3 separate regions of the Homo sapiens genome follow, and all the other regions are linked to region 1. The links are chromatin loops, found by intact Hi-C in ENCODE. Cell type or tissue: PC-3. All regions are shown on one strand.

Region 1 (4,000 bases):
CAACAACAACAACAACAAAAAAGAGGAACTATTTTAACCAGGGATGAAATTTAAAATTTAGAAATTAATTTCTTTAGCTATTTATTCCACGAAGAGACATAACAACTTTTCCCCCTTTCCTATTACTTTCTATTTCATTTTTCAAAAATAATCATTTATCTGATTAAAAGTTGAATTAGAAAAAAGTATTTTCAAATTCCCCGAAAGGTATCCCTCATTTCAAAACAGAATATATCACTAAGAGCTGAGAGTTCCAAAACTCTATTTTGGGATTTTCAAATCCCAAATTCACTCCACATCTCAAGATTACAGTTCTTAAAAGGAACCCAAACAGCCCTTCCTCTAAGATGCCTATTTGAGAAGACAGTTATCTTTCCACAATCCTGAACTGGAGTGACTTTTGAACACCCCTTTTGATAAAGTCTAGTTACAACCACTTTTAACCTTTTAAGGGTTATGAAACTCACTGAGAAATTTGTGCAGACTATGGACTTTCTTCCCAGAATAATTCTAAGTACATACACATAAAATTTTATATAATTTTAGACATTCCATACACTTACTGAAACCCAATCATGGACCTCAATTTAAAACTCTTGGTCTGGGCTGGGCATGGTAGCTCATGCCTGTAATCCCAGCACTTTGGGAGGCTGAGGCGGGTGGATCAACTGAGGTCAGGAGTTCGAAACCAGCCTGGCCAACATGACGAAACCCCATCTCTACTAAAAATACAAAAATTAGCTGGGCGTGGTGGCGTGTGCCTGTAATCCCAGCTACTCGGGAGGCTGAGGCACGAGAATCGCTTGAACCCGGGAGGAGAGATTGCGCCACTGCACTCCAGTCTGGGCGACAAAGCAACACTTCGTCACAAAAAACAAACAAACAAAAAACAACTCTTGGTCTGTTTTCTCACCAATCACATACCCATAAATATCATGAGAACTTGGTATTGTGTGAAAATAATAAAGTGAAGCTTTCTGAAGAAAAATCAATTCAAAGATTTTTGACAATTAATGTCCCAAGATGAAAGGGGTACTTGGCAATTTGGGGTATCACTAAGCTGGCTGTACTCTAAAAGATCTCACCAAATGGCACTAGAGAAGCCAATTAGAAGTTAACATGGTCTTAGGCTGTACACAAACCACATTAATCTCTCAGACTTCCACTGCTAACTAACACCTTCTTGCTTTAGATATTTTAATACCATTTAATCAGTGGAAAATTTTGACATTATAGTATAGCCAGATTTTCCTTACTCTTCCTGATTCTTATCTAGAAGACAGTTTAGTTACTCATTGTAGCCAAAGGAGGTCTTGCCTTTCCCTTGGCTACAGGGAGTACAACTAAAACAAATATTTTAATACAGTAATATATTCAAGGTAGGTATGATTCTTACTTTCTTTTTGGTGAAAGGGCTCTCTGGCTTATCCAACAATCACAATGATTCAAATTCATCTTCATGACCCACTCTCAATCCAGCAGATTTCAAAAAATGTCTGTGGGGTATCTAATAACTGTAAGGTCCATAAGGGCAGGGTCCAGGTCAGCTTTGGACACTATAGTATTTCCAGTGGTTAGCTTGCCTGGCACACAGTAAGTGCTCAAAAAATACAACTTTAATATGCTGGCGAAACTCTTGCAGCAACTACTAGTTCAACCACTAGGTATGTGAGCTTGGCAAGTTACTAAGTATCTCTGATATAGTTTATTTACCTAGAAAAGTGAATAATAAAATTCATACAATTAGTACTAAGATTAAATAAGATCAAGTACATAAACACACTACGGTAGTATCAAAAACACTATGTTACTCTTTAATGTAAACCTGTATTTTTAAGGCCTATTAAAATATAGCTGAATTTTAAAATATGACATTATAGTCATATTGATATGGTTCAAATTAACTTTACAACCACGTTTTTATGAAACAACAAAGGGCCAAAAAAGCTAGGAGCAAAAATATTAAAATACAGAGACAAAGACAGCTAAAACAAACAAACAAAACCCTCATAAATAAGGCAATGTTTTGAAAGAAAATAACTTCCTTATATATTTGTGGCTTAAAACAACTAATACTTTCCAAGTGACAAAGCTGGCACAAACATAGCAACAGGGAGATTTAGTTTTCCTAAAATTATTCTCCAGCTCTGTCAAAAAAAAAAAAAAAAAAAAATCTTTACTTCTTAGAGGCACGTACTCTAAGATGAAATTGTCTTGGTGGTACAAAAGAGCCCATTAAAATGTGCTTTAGTTTTCTTCCCACTCCATGCCCCCACTCCCCCTGGCTGTACTGTTTTCTTTAAAAACTAAGTCCTACAGCGCCATCTACTGTGTCTGTTCAGATCACATCATTTTTGCTGGTTTTATCCCAGAGTGCTGAAGAAATGAGAAATGTAGCAAATTCAGAATCCGTCACTTTATACAATATACTTAGATGTAAATACCTACACTATCTATATCTATACCTATATCTATATCTATATCTCCACCCACATGCTAGTATCTGAGCAACAATTTTACCCGCTTTCTTTCCACTTTCTTCTTAAGTAGGCCCTAACTCATTATAACCCACGTGTCACAATAGGAACCAAAATGTTTACCTCTATACATTAGAGGGGAGAAGTACAGTCATAATAATAACAAACTTTTATTGAGGGCTTACCATATGTCAAATAGTGTTCTGAGTACTTAATCAATATGCCACCATGCAAATAAAAGCAAGCATCTTGAGGAAAAGAGCTATGATTCACTGTTCTTTTAAAATAAATGAATGTCAACTCCAGAGCCAACCGTTAAAAATAACTTAATTAAATAAATGGATGGATGGATGGAGGGATGGGTGGAATAATAGATAGATGGATGGATATAGATGGCCAGCCCACAGCTCCTGTGATAGTGCCTATCGTATTTTTTATCCCACAGGGTCTTTTTCTTTACAAAAATGTAGGCTTTAGTCAGAAAAATTCAACACATTAGGGAAATCTCCAGTTAATTCAAAACCTCCTTCTTCCTCCCTAAGTGTATATTTAGGGAGCATAAAGAAAACATTTTAAAAAGGTCACTTATAAACATGGTTTGTCTCCAATATAATAAAATGTGTATTAGTACAAGCCCTGTAACTTACATATCTAAATAAGTGATGTTTGTGAAATCTATCAACCAAGAACTTAATCTAACACTATTAGTACACAAACATTTTTGCAATTTCTCATTGGTAATGTCCTTTAGAATCACTTTTGAAAGCAATAAAAGAAAATAAGTTTTACTACTTTATATTTCATTTAATATATTTAATATATTTAAATCTATTACTTAGTTTGACCACCCATCTTATTTATCACACTTGGCTTTAAGTGACAGTTGACTGTTTCAAAATTCAAAACAGCCTGCAAAATAAAGACCTGCCACCACAGAAAACTGACAAAAGAACGTACCAAGAAAGGAGCATGCATAAAATGGGTATATAATCTTCTATGACCATTTCGAGAGAAACAACACCTATTTAGATATACTACTGCTGACATTTAAAAAGAAATTCAGACATCATATTTTTAAGTCACTGAACTTTATAATTGCAACTATTCCCATAATAGTTTTCATTTGCTATATGTATAAATGTTCTTTGTCTTAAGTCTTCCTTTCATGAAACTATAGACTCCGTAATCTTCCTTTTGGAAGATTTGGCAGGCTTTGTAACTTCAACGTATTGACGTTACTCCTGCTACTTCACGTAAACCTTCACTTTAAGTTCAGTGTGTCTGCCACCATATTTCTCAATTCTTCTACTATTCCAAATACTCTGAAGAAGCTTCCCAGAAATCCTTGTTTGGATCAGCAAAAACAATTTGGTGTCATCAGCAGATTTCACCATTTCCTTCTGGAGTCATTAAAACACTAAACAAGCATGATCTTGGTATCAATCCTTAGGGTTCCTATCATTAACCTCTCTCTAGCTGAAGTCAAGCTATTCTCTGCTACATTGTGATTTCCATAATAGGAC
Region 2 (4,000 bases), 420 kb before region 1:
TGAAAAAATATTATATTTCTTCTAGTGGCCCAATCATAAAGCCAACTGTTTTTGAGTCTGATATGTGAAAGACATAACAAAATTTGTAAACAGTGGAAGATATGATTTATAAAAAGTAAAAAAAGAAAAGACAGGTTAAAAATATAATTTAGACTGCCATACAGTTTATACAGATGAATTTTTCTGATACATACTGCTCACATGAGAGAATGAAAATGTCTTGATTGCCTTAAAAAATTTGTTTTTTAGAACATGGAGAAAGAACTTGTAGATCACACTGGTAAGTTAATAATCTGAAACTACAAGATGTAGGTTTTAATCTCAAGCTTTGAAATTAATTCCTCATGTGGTTTTGGAAAAGACTTTAATCTGCCTCATCTCAGTTTCTCCAGATGAAATATCTAGATTGTATGATACACCATGATTCATCAAATAGGAAGCCTTTACAGATAATAATGTTTACGCATGTAAGCTCTGAGGTGGGACTGCCTTCAGCAGCTTGAAGACTTTAAAACATAGGACAGAGCAGTAAGACAAACAGGACAGTTCTTTGTCTTCCAGTGGTGTTACCAGGGTGTGGGTAGAGATCACTTCACATCTTTCCTCACCGGACAGCCGAATCAGACACAGAACCTGCCTCCTCTTTATTCTACTTACAGGCCTTTTTCTTTCTGCACATGCCTCTGAAGCTCTGGCGTTAAAGCTGATGATCTATTCCGAGGTGGCCCATAAAGTACGTCTCCCTCAGCCTCCACTGTCACTTTGTTGTGAATCCCAGCCCTAGCCACCCAGTGCCCTGTGCTTTCCTCAGACCCAGGATAGGATGAGAAATGTGTAGGAGCACTACATTCCTGCCACGCTAACCTTCACTCCCTCACCAAAGCTAAGGGCAGTCAGAAGCCAGCACCCAGACATGGGCGTCTCTCTGCCCCTAACACCTGCCAATTCCTGCCCTAAAACTATTGAAAGAATGCGGAGGTCCAGGGAGCTTGAGCGGGAAAAGGGTAACTGGCAGAAGGGAAAACACAATCCTGGTCTCAAAGCAGCAATAAAAATAAAATTAAACCCTCACACACACACATAAGATTCTTTATGTCTTCAATTGAAGTTGCCAGAGTACTTCACACTGGAACTACGTGCAAGAGGATTTTCTGAAAAAACAAACCACACACACAACAGACCTTACTGCTCCCTTGAAGGGGCTTATTTAAGGCAAAACAAGGCCTCCCATCATTCCTGTGAGAGATCATTGTCCCCCTTGTTGCCACAGCGCCCTGTGAGGCTGTGGGAAACAAATGACCTCAGAGGCACTGCAGTATGTGTCACTGCAAAAGAAAAGAGAGTGGAAGGGGCTGGGGGAGGGGGCTGCTGGCGAGTGGAGCCCTCCACCGCGCCCGGCGGTCCTCCAATGATATCCCTCCAGGCACAGCGGGAAGGAGGCTTGCCGGCCCCAGGAGTCTCCCTCCAGCCTGTAACGGGATTAGGCTCCCGCTCCTTAGAAGCAAAGCGTCTTTCTAGATATCCTGCTGCTCGCCCTGGTCAATCTGTCCTCTAAATTGGCCCTCCCCACAAAGTGCCCGCTGACTGCTAGTGTCTCCCTCTGTTTCACGGGTGTCTTGAGTGGAGACAGGGCTCCCCTGAGGCCCGCGATGAGGAGTGGGCGCAGAGGGAGGGAGGGAGAAGAGGGTAGTCAGGGATCAGAGGGGTGGCTGGGGAAGGGGACACACACACTGGGGCAATCGGAGAGCAGGGAGGATGGAGGCGGAAGGAGAGAGGGTTAGGATGAGCGGATCGGGAAGGAACATGGCGAAGCAAAGCTGAGCTCAGCAGCAGATACTTCCTTCGCCACACACTCCCCGCACTGGAGAAGGAAGCCCGTGGAGGCCTCGCTCTCACTGGGGCGCGTGTGGGCAAACAAGCCTGCAGTCCAGCCAGAAGCGGCCTTCCCACCACACAACTTCCTCCTGTGGACGCTAACACTGACCGATGTGGCCCCTTCTCTGCAATCTCTGTGCAATGGAGCGGCTGATACGACTTCCAGCCTACACGGGAGCACACAGAAGCACAGTGGTTGAGGGTAGACTCTGAGTCTCACTAAGTGGGCAACTCCACCTTCACTGCACCCACACACGCGTGTGCACACACACTCCCACTCCCCGCCGGGAGAAAGACTGTGTTACAGCATCGCATGTATGCATTTTACCTTCAGAGATGATACCGGCCCAACCCTCCTCCTTGAGCCACAGAGCTATGTTAACCACAAGGTGGCAAACAAAAACAGGGAAGAAGGACACAGAGTGGGCGCCGCCGCAGGAGAGCCCTGCACACTCCAATGAGGAGGCCCCTGCACACTCCAATGAGGAGGCCCCCTTCACTCAGAGCCTGCACACCTGGAGATGAGCCTGTCTCCATACTGGCGGACACTGAGAATACACAAAAACACTGAAAATAAAACATGATATATTAACAGATATATCATACAGTTTATCTGTAAAATTCCTTTTATATATGCATATATTTTCTATGGAAATGGGTATGCATCACTTTATTGTTTAATCACCTATGTTAATTCACCAAACCATTACTTTATGCACAGTACAAATTTCTGAAAATACCAGAGTTTCAAAAATTCTGTTTATCGATAGAATTTGTTTTGGCTTCTATAAAACAAGGAGACATGGTACTTTGCAGTCTCAGGGGTAAGCAAAGCGGTATGAAAAACTATCTTGTACCCAAAATCTTTCCTCATGAAAGTCTCAACTGTGGCAATGTAGGTTTTTTTGCACCAAGTTTGCAATTGGGAAGTACTGCGATTTGAAAGTAGCTGGGTTCAGTGCACAAAGGCTCCGCCTATTTTCAGTTGTTTACCAGGAACACAAATGTCTCTAGGTTGCCCTCTCTCCTCCCAGTGGTGCCCAGGACTGTGCAAGAACCCCAGAGGCATTTGCCTTTCACAAACACACTCATTCAAACTAGAGATAAAAGTGAGAAGGAGCTAACAACATTTCTGTTCGTTTCTTTTTTTTTTTAATTTTTTTTTTGAGACGGAATCTCACTCTGTCACCCAGGCTGGAGTGCAGCGGCACAATCTCAGCTCACTGCAACCTCTGCCTCCTGGGTTCAAGCAATTCTCTTGCCTCAGCCTCCTGAGTAGCTGGGACTACAGGCGCCCACCACCATGCCCGGCTAATTTTTTGTATTTTTAGTAGAGACGGGGTTTCACCCTGTTAGCCAGGATGGTCTCGATCTCCTGATCTCGTGATCCGCCCACCTTGGCCTCCCAAAGTGTTGGGATTACAGGTGTGAGCCACTGCGCCCGGCCTCTGTTATGTTTCTTTCAGGTCTGGTGCTTACTCTTTTTCAGAGCAGTGATGGTTATGAAAGAACGTAGGTTCTAGAACCAGAAACTTGATCCCAAGCTCCCCAACTTCGCCTCTCTGTCCTCACCTTCTTATCTGTAAAATGGGGCTAACACTTACATCATCAGATTGCTATGAAAATTAGTTAATAATGAATTAATATATGAAAAATCCTTACAAAAATGGCTTGATGCATAGTAATAAATATTAGTTGCTGTAATAATTAACATATTTTTCTTGGCTTACTCTCTTTTAGGAATTTTAGTACCCCAGTCAAGGATTAACAAAAATAATGACAAGAGCTAACATTTATATTTTTTTGAGAGCTCACAATGTGTTAGGCACTAGAGGTCCTTTATATGTATTATATGTATTTAATTCTCACAACAATCCCATGAGGGAAGTTTGTAGGTATCTTCTTATAACCTTTAATAGATACACTGCATTAGTTTGAACTGTATGCTGTGGCCGATATTCAGCCACCTTAGATCTACAGAAGCAGTGACTTCTTAAGTTTAGCCTAATTTCTTTGGGGCGACTATAAAGACTTCAAGGGGCCAGGTGCAGTGGTTCATGCCTGTAATCCTAGCACTTTGGGAGGCTGAGGTGGGAGGATCGCTTGAGGTCAGGAGTTTGAGACC
Region 3 (4,000 bases), 140 kb before region 1:
GCCTGCCATTCTGAACTTTCAGGAAACCCCAGAAGTATTATTCCCTCAAGAAGCCCCCAATATTAGAAATTAATCCTAACAGAATATGCCTTTCTCATCACCAATAACATCCCTTGACTTTGGAGGGTATCCATCCTAAGATTAATTCTCCCTGTGCTTTGGATTCATCCCATCTCAAGTTGCCCCATTTTCTCCACTCTCGTATCAACCTCTATCCTTGACTCCTTATCAGCATTTAAATATACTCAAGCCCACATGCCCTCCCTGCATCCCATACAGAAAGGGGGCAGGGAAGTGATGGGAAGGGGAGCGCGTGGTCCCTGGCGAGGGCTCTACCCCCAGACCTGGGCCCACAGGCCTAGGTGAGTATAGGCACTTCTGCCTTGGTGCCCAAATGTTGTATTTCCCAATACAGCCCTGGCCCATCACGCCCCCCATCCTGTGCCTATAAAAACCCCGAGACCCTAGCAGGCGGACACATGGTGGCTGGACGTTGAGAGGAGCACACGAGCCGAGGAACACACGGGCAGCTGGACAGCGAGAGGAACGCACTAATAGGCACCAGCACACCGGCAAGCCAACAACGCGGAGTTTGGCTGGGGCAGTCGTTGGAGAGCCCCGGCCTCTGGGCGGCCCAACTCCAGGGGAAAAACTTCCCACTCCATTCCCCTTCTGGCTTCCCCCATCTGCTGAGAGCTACCTCCACTCAAAACCTTGCGCTCATTCTCCAAGCCCACGAGTGATTCAATTATTCCATTACACCAAGGCAAGAACTCCAGGATACAGAAAGCCCTCTGTCCTTGAGATAAGGAAGGGAGTCTAACTGAGCTAACAGAAGCCGCCTACAGACGGCAAAACTAAAAGAGCACTCTGTGACACACGCCCACTGGGGCTTCAGCTGTAAACATTCACCCCTAGACGCTGCCATGGGGTCAGAGCCCTACAGCCTGCCCATCTAGCCTCCCCTAGAGGTTTGAGCAGCAGGACACTGAAGAAGCGAGCCACTCCCCACTGTGGCACGCCCTGCAAGGGGGACAAGGGAACTTTTCCCATTTCAATACCACCTTCACATACCATCTTCAGTCTCTTCTTTGTAGCCAGAATGCATGAAAGTATGACCTCCCACCTCCCATGATCCTATCCAATCACCTCCCACTTAACTCTTTAACCAAATTTACTGAACTCCTGAAACTACCAGACTACCAAAAAGGCTTCTAAAAGGCCACTGATGCTTTTTAGTTACAAAATCCAATGGCTTTTTTAATTTAAACAATCTTTTTGTATTTTACTTGAACTCTTAGCTGAATTCAGAACCATAAAACACTCCCTTCTTTTTCAAACTCTCTCTTCCTTTGGCTTCCTTAACTATACACTCCTGATTTTCCTCATACTTCTCCAGTCCCTCCTCTCTTCAGTCCCTTGAAAAAGCTGCTCATAAGGTTGCTATACTAGGCCCTCTTCTCTATGCATTCTCCTTGGATAATGTTATCTACTTCCTTGATTTCAATTAAACTAGCTATATACCCTGAAGAACACCCAATCTATACATCCAGCCTAAATCTCTCTGTGTCTCTAGAAATGCAGACACTGTCTAAAGAACAGGAGGTACAATAAGGAACAAAACAGACACAATCCATTTATTTCCCAAGTTCACTGTCTAACTCTTCCTTGTGGATGTCTCAAAGGCAGCTCCAATTGGAAATGTCAAAAGCTGAAGTCAATTATCTGCTCCTATTCCAAAAGAAAGGACAGTTTTTCCTACTCTAGTCCTCATCTTAATGAAAGCCTGGAAATTATTCTTGACGCCTTCCTTTCTCCAGTTAATCACCAAATCCTAATGTTTTACCTTCTAAATATCTCTGTATAAAATTTCTTATAATTCCACTGTCACTACCAAAACCCAGGCAACCATCATTTCTCACCAATGTTATAGCTAGCAGCTTCTTAACTGGTCTACCATCAGACTTATTATCCACGGATTTTTTTTAACATACTGCCATAAGACACACACAGCAGCGTACAAGTCATCAGTATTGAGGCAGGCATATATATAGCAGGGGTTCAATATATTTTTGTTGAATGAATGAATCAATCAACCAACCAACCAATCCAGACTCCAAGGGTTACCTTTGCTGTTTCTTCAAAAATTTCCCCCAAATTGAGCAGTGGTCTTTGGAAAACAAAATATTACCCCAACATTTATGCCTTTGTTTTGCTCTGCTCCTCATGATTACAAATATTGGGGAAGTGCATCAGACTGATGAAAGCTGTTCAGGATCCATATTTAAACTCCAGTTGTGTAGGACCACCATGTATGTCCACAGCAGTTGTTCTGAACTGGGGACAATTTTGTCCCCCAAGGGAGTGCTGCTACTGGCATCTAGTGGGTAGAAGTCAGAGATGCTGCTAAATATCCTACAATGTACAGAACAGCCCCCAGTGACAAGGAATTATCTAGTACAAAATGTCCATAGTGCCCCAGAGGTCTATAGTTTCAAAAACAAGGCACTACCAAAAGCACTATTTCAAAATGTCACAGGATTAGGATGTTACAACAAGACAATAAACCTGTTAACTTCCTCTGTAAAATGAGATATGACACTTTCCATTTTCTAGGGTAAAAGTTAATGGGTTTCTCAGATTTTAAAAAACAGAGATAAAGTTTAAATAATGCCTTAGTGTTCCAACTTTAGGAATTTAAAAAATATTTACAACAAGTTCTAATAAGATTTATTAATTTCTTTACTGAAGGCTTCATTTTCTGCTCACTCCCAACAAAAATAAACACAATACTAAAATACCCCAACATGCACACACGTACACACTCAATGTCTTATCATTGCTTCTTACAGCTTTGGGAAACAAAAAGATTGTTTCTTTCTCACGTTCCCTCTCTGTCTTTTTCACTCTCTTTATTTAACCAACCATAATGTTGGTTATCGAGTTGTAGAGTAAGTTAATATAGTTCATAATGTAGTTATGGAGTAAGTTTTATTGTCGCTTGTACTTGTTAATGTGTTCCCATTCTCAAGATAAAAAATAAATAAGCAGAACTCTTCATGTTTCTCTCAGAAAACAAAAAAAATGCCAAAAACCTAAATTAATATGATTTACTTGCATGAATGGCAACTTACTTTTTTTCTATCAAGAAATATGAAATATTCTCCATTTTTATCTTTAATAAGTAACCACCAAACCAATGCTAATATATATCAGTTCTAATGGCTTTTTTCTACTAATTTTCTTTCCTAGATATCACGTTTTTAAGTATTGTACAATTTTCTGCACAACATCAGAGTAGGCTAAGAAACCAGCAGTTATGATACAACGAGCGCAAAATTTAGGGGAAAAGAATACTCCAGTGATCGAGTATCAAAACCTCCATTGCTTGCTGTGACAATATTCCTTTTTTGTGCTCCAGGCAATATCATCAAGATTTAGAGTAATCTGACATAAGTCAACAAACCTACTCAATGACTTTGTTGTGTGATTATTGCATCCAGTTACTACCTTCAGAGTTTGTGATCATTAAATGTACCAGCTGTGTCCTAAACGGAATTATCTGATACAGGCTGAAATTATATAGAAAGACCCTAAAATCAAAAAGTAAAACTGCTTTCATAATCTCTACTCCTCTCACTCTAAGATCTTAGGTGGTTCCCATTTTTTTAACCTCACTTTATTAAAAGATACCGTTTTCATGAACGCTATTTGAATCTCACCAAATAAAGTTTGTCTCTTCTAATTGAAACATAGGATATGTCACAATAACTGAAATCACAGGTTAAAAGTTGAAACTCTCTAGTCTGACAGTAAGAGTTGTGATCCAGCATATATGTACAGCATAAGAATTCCAATATATAGGTTTTACCTTAGGAGAGTGTCCTGGGGAAAGAGACTATTATTAGACAGTTCAGCAGTGTGCATATGTACCCAGATGTCTATATGCAAATACCTCAGATGTGTCAGAACACAATAAATACCTCAGTTCTTGGCACTA

Evidence for each region. A loop is a pair of places that touch in the nucleus more often than their neighbours do. Peaks named below come from ENCODE experiments on the same cell type or tissue, not always from the same donor. Only the 100,000 strongest peaks of a DNase experiment are listed, where the experiment ranks them.
Region 2: a loop joins it to region 1, with 3 times the contacts of the local background. A loop is called at or near these places in 6 of 110 quality-filtered maps.
Region 3: a loop joins it to region 1, with 2.6 times the contacts of the local background. A loop is called at or near these places in 6 of 110 quality-filtered maps.

Annotation. Positions count from the first base shown.
Region 1 is chr14:67,942,375-67,946,374 of GRCh38, reverse strand. All of the region lies in intron 7 of RAD51B (RAD51 paralog B), which reads right to left. Among named protein-coding and RNA genes, the nearest start is that of RAD51B, 120 kb to the right of the region's middle. In PC-3, a CTCF peak has its summit at 2,316 (motif pointing left); a DNase peak (open chromatin) is centred at 2,294; H3K27ac peaks cover 772 bases.
Region 2 is chr14:68,361,890-68,365,889 of GRCh38, reverse strand. All of the region lies in intron 8 of RAD51B (RAD51 paralog B), which reads right to left. Among named protein-coding and RNA genes, the nearest start is that of RAD51B-AS1, 320 kb to the left of the region's middle. RefSeq lists enhancers at 831-1,359, 1,360-1,887. In PC-3, a CTCF peak has its summit at 2,260 (motif pointing right); a DNase peak (open chromatin) is centred at 459; H3K27ac peaks cover 1,164 bases.
Region 3 is chr14:68,082,838-68,086,837 of GRCh38, reverse strand. All of the region lies in intron 7 of RAD51B (RAD51 paralog B), which reads right to left. Among named protein-coding and RNA genes, the nearest start is that of RAD51B, 270 kb to the right of the region's middle. RefSeq lists an enhancer at 30-580. In PC-3, a CTCF peak has its summit at 2,379 (motif pointing left); no DNase peak of the experiment used is centred here.